Regions from separate parts of the Homo sapiens genome. Here region 2 is linked to region 1. A link is a contact called in ENCODE Hi-C data. All regions are on one chromosome and are shown on one strand. The core of a region is the stretch at or near the end of the contact, and the rest is flanking DNA. Distances in the headings are between cores, read along the strand shown.

The links. Hi-C counts contacts between places; a loop is a spot of excess contacts on that map. Pooled maps may share reads with other maps.
Region 2: a pooled map shows a loop between it and region 1 (2.2-fold over the local background). The contact joins the promoter of EBLN2 here to the promoter of RYBP in region 1. A Hi-C loop is called at or near these places in 1 of 37 single-sample maps with no recorded cell type and 3 of 50 pooled maps.

The regions. Positions count from the first base shown.
Region 1 is chr3:72,444,921-72,450,185 of GRCh38, forward strand. It overlaps RYBP (RING1 and YY1 binding protein), which reads right to left and starts at 1,703. Exons shown (of 4, transcript NM_012234.7): 1 at 1,576-1,703. The coding sequence starts at 1,703. RefSeq lists silencers at 2,020-2,079, 2,140-2,549.
Region 2 is chr3:73,057,806-73,062,908 of GRCh38, forward strand. It overlaps EBLN2 (endogenous Bornavirus like nucleoprotein 2), which reads left to right and starts at 3,854. Exons shown (of 1, transcript NM_018029.4): 1 at 3,854-5,103. The coding sequence starts at 4,277. The coding sequence ends at 5,095. It overlaps PPP4R2 (protein phosphatase 4 regulatory subunit 2), which reads left to right. Exons shown (of 9, transcript NM_174907.4): 4 at 1,232-1,325; 5 at 3,218-3,255.

The DNA of each region.
Region 1 (5,265 bases), core at 453-2,952:
AACTTTTGAATTTGGTTTACGTTTCTCTTCACCAGTAATGTTCTCAAGTTCTTAGGAGTTTCCTAATCATTTACTTGAACACCATCTACGGTAACACTCAAAGCAAAACCACAATAAAGAGGTTTGGCCTCTGAGGGCTTCTACATGTAAAAAACATTACTCATAAATAATATACAATCACTACTGCTTTAAATAACAAATACATTTCTAAAAACTTTCATGCCATTTGATGGAATTCCCTATTTTAGACAGCAAAACAAAATCTATGAAACTACTGATGCGTGTTTTTTACTTTAGATATATTCCATGATAATACAAAACACCGACAAAAATTTCTTAAAACAACGTATGGAGTAATATTTTTAGTTTTTGATTATTTTTATTCAAAGGTATCATCATTTAAAGAGTGCAATTCACAGAAACAATAATTAGGCCAATTAATCTCAGAGTTAGATTATTTTAGGTTGCCCAATAATCCTATTTAATCCCAAGTATAAATAAACCAATGAAACCTTAACATGACATATTCATCTAATCAAAGAACAATATCCAGTTGGAACTGTGAAGTACTACTACACAGTCACACTGAAATGTCACCAATTCAAAAATAAGTACCTGATAAAATGAGACTTTTGGCAATCAACTGTAATGTTCTAAAGGATCCACCAAAAACTCATTCTTGTCTCACACACACACCCAATGCCTGTTCATTAAATGACACCAAGAACAGTTTAACTTCAAACTCTAACGCCAATGAAACAAATTCAGACATAAATTAAAAGATGACCAAAAGACTACATGAGTCTTGACATTTTATCCAAGTATTTATGAATGTTAAATCTAAAGTAGTTAACTCGTTTTAACATCACATGCAGTTTACGACCTTCATCAAAATGAAAAGGAATTCTTTCAACATTCTTTTCATCATCACAGAGCTTTAAACACAAACTTCCACAGTCACTGCTCATTTCACCATTTTACAAAATCGTCCCCCATCACCACCCCACATAAGCTAGTCAAAGAAAAAAAAAACTGACAGCTCAGTCTCCCACAAAATGCACTTACTTTATCAAATACCGACATTTATTTTCAAGTGCAAGAAAGTAACAGACATTTGCAGCTCAAGACAGGAAAAGCACAGCCAGCCTTACTACCCCCACTAAATTTCTCAGACAAGAGAAAAGTAACTCGGGACAGGCAAATTAAAACCATTCTACACATGGCAAAAATATAAAACATCTATGTCCTACAATCCATAGCGATAGTACTGCTTCCTCTCTTCCCCAGCCAATACCAATAAGCCAATAGACACAAGTGTCAAATAAATCCAGTGTCCGTTTGAAATAAAATGAAAACCTGGAAAAATTCCCTCCCATAAATCATTTAGCGAACACAAGGCTTTTCACCCAACACTTAATACACTCAACCCAAAAACACACACAACCCACCCGCAAATACAAAAAAAGCCGTAATCAACAAGTTGGAAAAAGGGCAGAAAGTAAGGCTCACTACCCTCTCACTTAAAAAAAAAAAAAAAAAGTCCTTTAACAAAAGGTAACACAGATCTTCAAGTACCTGGTGGAGGTGCCTTTCCTCACATCGCAGATGCTGCATTTAAAGGCTTCAGCACTGTTTCTGAAGGTGCAGACGCTACAATCCCAAAACCCTTCGTCTGCGGCAGGTTTCGCTTGTCTTTTTGGCCTTCCGAGGAGTGGAGAGTGGGGGAAAAGGGAGGGAAGAGGCAGGGAGCAGGAAAACGGGGGAGAGACAGCAAAACACAGACGCGGGTGAGCCGTCGTAATTTCGCAGGAATCCAGTGCTGGAAACTTCGCTCGGGAGACCACCCACCCACCCTTTCCGGGGACTGGAAGAGAGAGCGAGGAAGGGAACCGGGCGCCCCCACTGGCACCCTGCAAGCCCCGGGCCCGGGCCGGATAGCCTCGCACACCAGGCGGTGGCGGCGGCGCCCCGGGAAGGGCCGCGGCGGGCGCAGGAAGCGGGCGGACTTGTGGACTTGAGCGTGGGGCTGGGGGGGCCGGGAGGGGAGCCGCGGGCCGGATCTGGAGGGGGCGCGCAGGGGCAGCCCGAGGCCGGCGACGGGGAGTGGGCCGGCTCCTTCCCTCTCCACTCCCAAGCTCGCGCCCTCCCTCCCTCCCCACCTGGTTAAATCCATCACAGTCTCCGGACGAGACTAGTCCCCGCCAGCGCCGCCTCCGCCGAGTGACTGACGAGGGGCGGGGCCTGGCGCCGCGCGTCACGCGCCGTGCGGCCAATGGGAGGGCGGCGGCCGGCGCCGCGAGGGCGGAGGCGGGGCGCGGGGGAAGGCGGGGCGTGGCGGACGTGGGCCGGGCGGTCGGTGTGCGTGCCCGGGAGTGTGTGCGCGCTGGGGGCGCGCGTGCCTGTCGGTGGCCCCGCGGCCCGGCGCGGCGGAGCGTGCAAGCCCGGCGGGGCGCACGTGGCCGCGCCCGGGAGCTGGCAACTGGCTTCGGGCCCCGCACGGCGCCCCGTGAGGCTGTTGCCGGGACCCCGGCCCCGAAGCCGCCCCGGGGAAGTAGTTCCACGCAGTTTGCGCGCGCCGCGGGAGCTTGCAACAGCCTCACCGCTCGCAGCGCCTCGAGGCTTGCAGTGCCCAGGGGCCGACAAGGTCCACCTTTGGACCGCGTTCCCCCGCGCCCCTCTGTTCCTCTGCCATGCGGAGCTTTGTATTTGCCTCTTCTGAAGTCCCTGCGTCCGGCCGAGACGCTGGCCCGAAGCCCCACTCCCTGTCAGGCCCCTGTCGCGGGAGGGAACAGTAGAGAAAGGGCGTGGCATAACTAAATGCCCCCAGGCCAGACTCTGAGCTTCTGCTGGCGGACTCCTCCTGGGATCCTCCTCTCCCCTAGAGTCTAAATAGGGCGTTTCCTTAGGGAAGTTGCTATTCAAATTCTGGCGACCACATGCCCGCATTAAAACCTCGTGCCTCAGCTCCTTCATCTCCAAAATGGGGCTCATCCTCCCAGGGTTGTTTTGAATATTCGGAGAAATCAGGCATGGAAGGTTCGCTGATGGATGCCTGGTATTCACGAAGGACCAAAACAAGATATTGGGTATTAGGAGCTATTATAACTGGGCCTGAATTGTGCACCATTTCCCCCGCGTTCGATTTTTGAAGTCGAGGAACAGGGTAGTGCCCTTCACTTTCTGCCCTGCTCCAAAAACGCTTGCCAAATTGACTTGAACGTGACTCAGGACCCTCTGTCCTCAGGCAGGGAGATCTGGTAGGAGGACGACCCCAGATGATAAAAGACACAGACGCGGCTGTGCTGAAGCCCCAGGTTAGGGGAGGGACGGAGTCTTAGAATGCTGCTAGGAGTTGGGGCCCGGGGGTGGGGGGATTGGAGTTAAGACAGACCCTCAGCCAGGTTTATATGCAAATATAAAATAGGTTGTTATCAGGACTGCCCCATGGAAGGGAAGCATATCAGGGCTTGCCACCAGGGAAGCTCACTGAGACTGAGCACCCAGGGAGCAGAAATTCCTAGAGATCAGTCCAGGGATCAGAAGGGAGAGAATAAAAGAGAGAATGAATGTGTCAACAATAAGTTTGATCAGCACGCAGTGTCCTCTCCAGGCAGGCGCACCCAGGAGGGCCAGGAGAAGCAACACTGTTTAGCAAGGGTCAGCAACCTCTCAAGGCCTCAATGCCACAGCTGCCTCCTTAGGGGAGGGATGAAAGAAGGAAGAGGAAGAGAGAGGGATAGCGTTCTAGGGGTAAAAGGGCCGTAGAAAGCCAAAGGGTACGTACACAAGCCATGGCCCAGTGCAGCTGCGCCATGGAGCAGCCTTGGCCTCTGGTGTCTCCCTGGCATGCTCCCAGGACTCTGCCCCTGGCATGAAGGTCGTGACAGAAACGGGGCACTAAGAAATCCTCACTGGAAGAGTGGCCTCCGGGGAGGTAGCTGGGAGCCATAGTAGTGGAAAGGAGACTTTGTTATTATTCTATACATAGAATAAAATACACAAATTTTCACACTGCAGCTTAGTGCATACATCTACACCCCTCTTTCCACCATTAGAACAATAAAACATTTTATCCTCCCAATGAGTCATCCCTCACTTAGGTAACCACAATTCCGACTTCTGTCACCAAAGATTAGTTTTGCCTGTTCTTTAAGGTCATATGCAGGGGTCATATGGTCTGTACTCTTGTGTCTGGCTGGCACCTTTCGCTCAGCATATTTGTGATATCCATCCACGTTGTTGCCTACATCAATAGTTCATTTTTGTTTGCTTAAGTGTGTAGAATTCCATTGCAAATACACTGTAATTTATCCATAGGAGGTTGACTGTTTTAGTATGTCGTTTTGTATCTTTGTCTTGTGTTATCTTTTCAAAAAAGAAAAAGTTTTTAAAAATGTGTTTAAGAAGGGCCAGGCACGGTGGCTCACACCTGTAATCCCAGCAGTTTGGGAGGCCGAGTGGGTGGATCACCTGAGGTCAGGAGTTCGAGACCAGCCTGGCCAACATGGTGAAACCCTGTCTCTACTAAAAATAAAAAAAAAATAGCCGGGCGTGGTGATGGGCGCCTGTAATCCCAGCTACTCGGTAGGCTGAGGCAGGAGAATTGTTGGAACCAGGGAGACGGAGGTTGCAGTGAGCCAAGATTGCACCATTGCACTCCAGCCTGGGCGACAGAGCAGGACTCCGTCTAAAAAAAAAAAAACCAAAAAATCAAAAAAATGTGTTTAAGAAAAACAATTTCAGAGTAGAGAACTATCTCTAGGAACTTATCAGACCCAAGGATCACCATGTGGTTGTAACTTTAGAGGCTCTAATTTCATTCAGATGTTGGAGGCAAATATCTATTGAAAGTCTCCTTGTAGTTGTATGAGTCAAATGGGACTATTTCTGGTACAGTGTGCTCCAGAGTGCTGTGGCTCTAGGCAGAGCGTACTGTGATTCTGGAGTGGGGTTTAGAGGCTGAGCTGGGTGGGGAACTAATTTTCCTCTAAGATGTCATCTTGGACCAGTATGGGGTGAGAGTAACAGTGAGAGTTGCCAGCCAGTCCCTGCTCCTCTGTTTCCTCCCTTGAACCTCCATTTCATATTTCATTTGACAAAAGGGTTCTACTGCTTTAAAAATTATTTGATTGAGAGGCCGAGGCAAATGTTTCACTTGAGGCCAAGAGTTTGAGACCAGCCTGGCCAACATGGTGAAGCCCTGTCTCTACTAAAAATACAAAAATTAGCCGGGCATGGTGGTGCACTCCTGTAGTCTCAGCTACT
Region 2 (5,103 bases), core at 2,604-5,103, 620 kb after region 1:
GAGACTGAGTTTGAGTCCTGGCATTTTAACTCACTAACTACTATACCTTGTGGTGGAAGAAAATTCTGTATCACACTGCCTATAAAAAATGAAGACCTTTGTGAATGTTAACTATTAATTTGAGGCTTTGTAATTCTTTTCATTAAAGAGAATAAATAGATTGGTATGGCAGACACTGAAGTCTGAAGATTTGTTTGTATTTGTTAGCTGCGTTTGTCGTACCTCGTGCTCATAACTTTGCTGTTCTGTTCAGCTTGTAATTCTTATGAATGCTAATAGCTACATGAGCTCAAAACTTAAAAATATTTATAAAATGATTTTAGTTCCAACTTATATCAGTTTTGTATTTACTGTGGTCAAGGAAAAATTGAGGTATAGTGAAATTATTTGGTAAAGTTAAATAAAAGTTGTGTATATTTTAAGTTGGATTAAACTTAGATTATATATGAAATTGCAATAATGGAGCAGAACCACATTTAAAATATTTGTAGTTTTGTTTGAACATTTTAAAGAAACCTTTGAGTGCAGAAGAATACTTGAGGAAAAATACATATATTAAATAACCCCCAACTTGATTATTATTTGTGTTACCTCTCTTGTAAACTTAAAAATCAAATTATCAGGATTTAGAATTTTCTATTATATAAAAATTTTTTCCTCAGTTTTGAAGCTTTCTGTTGATTTTGGGTGTTCTAAGTTGCTTTTTTTTTAAAAAAGAATTTCTGTTGGTAAATAGTAGGTTTACATATTTATGGGGTACATGAGATATTTTGATAGAGCCATACAATGCATTATAATCACATCAGGGTAAATGGGTTATCCATCACCTCAAGCGTTTCTTTATGCTTTGTGTTACAAACAGTACACTTATACTCTTAGTTATTTTAAAATGTACGATAAATTATTGTAGTCAACCTGTTGTGCTATCAAATACTAGATCTTATTCATTCTAACTATATTTTTGTACCCGTTAACCATTCCCCCCTCCCTCCCCCCCCACCTTTATTGCTTTTTAAAGGAAGGGAGAATGGTTTTTTTGTTAAATAGAAAGGTATGCTTATTTTATTGTCTTTTTTTAAATGACTCATCCATTTATTTCCCTATTATAGCATTTTCTTTTGTAGCTTAATACATGGGTGACTAGATACAGCTTTACCTAGCAAAAGAAATAATGTTCCTCGTTTTCTTGATTATCAGTGATCTCACACTGTAAAATTATATTTTTTTGCAGTATCCCTTTTACTATTCAGCGACTATGTGAATTGTTAACAGATCCAAGGAGAAACTATACAGGAACAGACAAATTTCTCAGAGGAGTAGAAAAGGTATTTATTTTATTATTGGAATTATATTATGCTGTGGTGTAATAGCTTTTATTTTAGAAAAGAACATTGAGTAAGATCTGTTTCGGGTACCACTTCTTGAAATATGTTTTTCAGCCTACCTTGAGTTTCCCAAATTGTTTTCCAAATTGCATTCTGTTTTACAGAGAGATTTAATAGGACCGGGTAGAGGAGGGTTTGTGTGTTGGTCATTGAAGTTTGGTGAAAGCAGCTTATTATTTCTTGGAAATTCATAGTGTATATCAACTTATTAAAGGTTCTGTGAAGTTATAATTGCTATTTTAACTTTATAGAGTGTTTTATAAACTTACACATGGAATTCATTTTCTCAATTCTGGAGTTCAAAGGTACATAACTTTGGAAACTTACTGGTGCCAAGCATGTAAATGAGGTATTGAGTAGAAAGATGCAGGTCAGATTTAGAGATAAACATTAGTGTTTGTGTGTGGAGGGGGTTGAGGGAGTGTTAGAATAAGGGAAGGGTATTCTGAATAAAGGAAATGGTGTGGGCTGGGTGTGGTGGCTCATGCCTGTAATTCCAGCACTTTGGGAGGCTGAGGTGGGTGGATCACGGTCAGGAGTTCGAGACCAGGCTGGCCAACATGGTGAAACCCTGTCTCTGCAAAAAATACAAAAACTAGCCGGGCGTGGTGGTGCACGCCTGTAATCCTAGCTACCCAGGAGGCTGAGGCAGGAGAATTGCTAGAACCTGGGAGACGGAGGTTGCAGAGAGCTGAGATGGCACCATTGCACTCCAGCCTGGGCAACAAAGTGAGACTCTGTCTCAGAAAAAAAAAAAAAAAAGGAAATGGTGTGAAGAACAAAGATTCAAGGTGTTTAAGGGAATGAAAAGTAAGAAATTGACTTGTCTTGAGTGAAAAATGAAGGAAGCCCTGTGAGAACCAAGATTGGACTAATGAGTTCTAATTTTCAGTTGATGGTTGGTCCGGAAACACTCCCCTGTTCATTTAAGGATCTGGTTCAAATCCACTTTATTTTACCCTGGGAACAGGAATCAAAAACCATTACATAGTGATTTACAGTAGTTTTTGTGGCCATACTGGATTAATATATTTTGTTGATCCTCTGTACACTCAATTGAATAATATCCCCAAAGGCCAGGAAACTGAGATGGCTCATCAGTACTTACTTTTCAGCTCCAGGAGTTGTAATAATTACATTTTGGAGATTTTCAGATAAAGTAGCAATATGTTACAGTAGTCATACCAGGTGCCCTGCCTTTAAATCAGGGTTGCAGTGTTTCATAGTTGTGTGACCTTGGGCCAGTTAGTTTTCTCCTCTGTAAAATGTGGTTAATAATAGGGCTGGGAGGGGGATTAAATGCAAAACACTTACTGTGACTCATACTAAACTTTCAGTGAACACTGAATATTAGTAAAGTTATTTTTACTGGGAAGATCATAAATATATTACAAAAAAGGTTTGAGTCTCTTTCTGTGGGATATATGATGCAACACAACAAGCCGTGGATTGGGTGTTGCTTTGTAAGGAAAATCAATTACATATGTCTTAAGTACTTCAATCTCTCAACATCTTTGTTGATTCCATCTGAGCTTAGTTACTCTACTACGTATAGTGTATGATGTTACGGGTCTAGAATAACTAGATTAGGGTAAAAAATAAGTATAGGAAAAAAAAAATTAGTGGCTGAGTAGGATATTCTCTTTTGGTCCTTTGTTATTGTTTTAGTTTTTGCTGTTTCACCAGTTTTCATTTTTAACCATTTTCCTTTACTAGCAAAATTAGAATCAATGGGAATTTAACCCACCAGAGTGATTTTAGAAACAAAAATGATGAAACTTTATGTTGTAGTACTTTTCTTCATACTAAATCACTGATTTTTGTTATTGCAGAATGTGATGGTTGTTAGCTGTGTTTATCCTTCTTCAGAGTAAGTATATTTTTTCTATTTCTAGTATATTATTTACTATATTTAATCATTTTATTGCTTCTAATATATTATTCTTAAAATAGACTGAATTTATTTAATATGTAATTAAGTGTGATAACATACTTGTGAACCTACCATTCAGTCCCCAAAGTAGAATATTACTAATAACATTATCTATATGTTTTTTCCATTAAAGAGATTTGGATTAAAGAGATTGGTGATTTACTGTAATTTTAATATTGTTGGATTTACATACTGTGGTGGCACTCATTGCCCTGAGATGCCATTCTAGATGCCTTTCCAGGGTGTCTCTAGGGCATAATTCCCATGTTTGGAATAACTACTTGATGGCTTTTCTCTTTATGATGGAAAATATTTCCAGTTGTCAAGATTTAGATATAGCAAAGTAAGAATTAAATTTGGATACAATTTCTCAACCTTGGAACTATGGACATTTTGTACCAGATAATTCTGTTGTGAGTGGGTGTCCTGGGGATTATAAGAGGTTTAGCACTGTCCTTGACCTCTACCCACTTATGCCAGTAGTGTTCCCCTCTCCAAATATCTTTAGACATTGCCAAATGTCTCTTGGAGATGTGAAAGGCAGGGAGGGGAGGTTGTCCCCTGCTGAGAACCATTGGTTTAAGGTTAATCTGGCTCTGCTTTCATAGACTACTCTGTTACCCAGGCTGGAGTGCGGTGATGAGTGATCATAGCTCACTGCAGCCTTAAACTCTAGTGATCCTCCCGCCTTGGCCTTCCAAAGTGCTGAGATTACAGATGTGAACCACCACACCCAGCCCAGTCAATTTGTTTTTAGAATGTTCCCAAGAATATAGTTATGTTGCTAAATAAGATACTAAAATAATCCCATACTATATTTCTTGACAGAAAAACTATTAAAATGTATACATGATAAAAATTTCTTTTATGAAGCAAAATATGTTTTGTTTTGCTCATGAACGTGAGGTATTTTGGAAAAATGGTAAAGAAGTGCAGAGTCAAGTCATAGCGACTAATAATGGGTTATTTTCTTAAATTGTATGCTTATGTTAATTCTCACAGTCTTTTTGTTTGGGTCTGTGACAGATCTTACAAAAGATCTTTTAGACCTATGATTCTTAACAAAATTAAAGAATTAAGTCGGAACCAATTTTCCACAATGTCTCATCTAAGAAAGGACTCACAGCCCAGCAGCCCAGGAGATGACGCAATGGACAGGAGTGGGCTCCCTGACCTTCAAGGAAGATTTGAGCTATCTGGGAAAAACAGACAGTATCCACTGGATGCATTGGAACCCCAACCCAGCATTGGGGATATTAAGGACATTAAAAAAGCAGCCAAGTCTATGCTAGACCCAGCACATAAATCTCATTTCCACCCTGTGACCCCAAGTTTAGTATTCTTGTGTTTCATATTTGATGGGTTACACCAGGCATTACTGAGTGTTGGTGTGAGCAAGAGGTCTAATACTGTGGTTGGGAATGAGAACGAGGAAAGGGGTACTCCTTATGCTAGCAGATTCAAAGATATGCCTAACTTTATTGCCCTTGAGAAGTCATCAGTTCTCCGCCACTGCTGTGACCTTTTGATAGGCATTGCGGCTGGATCAAGTGATAAGATTTGCACCAGCAGTCTCCAAGTTCAGAGACGATTCAAGGCAATGATGGCATCTATTGGAAGACTTTCACATGGTGAGAGTGCTGATCTGCTAATCAGCTGCAATGCAGAATCAGCCATAGGTTGGATCAGCTCAAGACCATGGGTTGGAGAATTAATGTTCACACTTCTATTTGGAGACTTTGAATCCCCTCTACACAAGCTACGCAAGTCAAGTTAGTTGCCAAG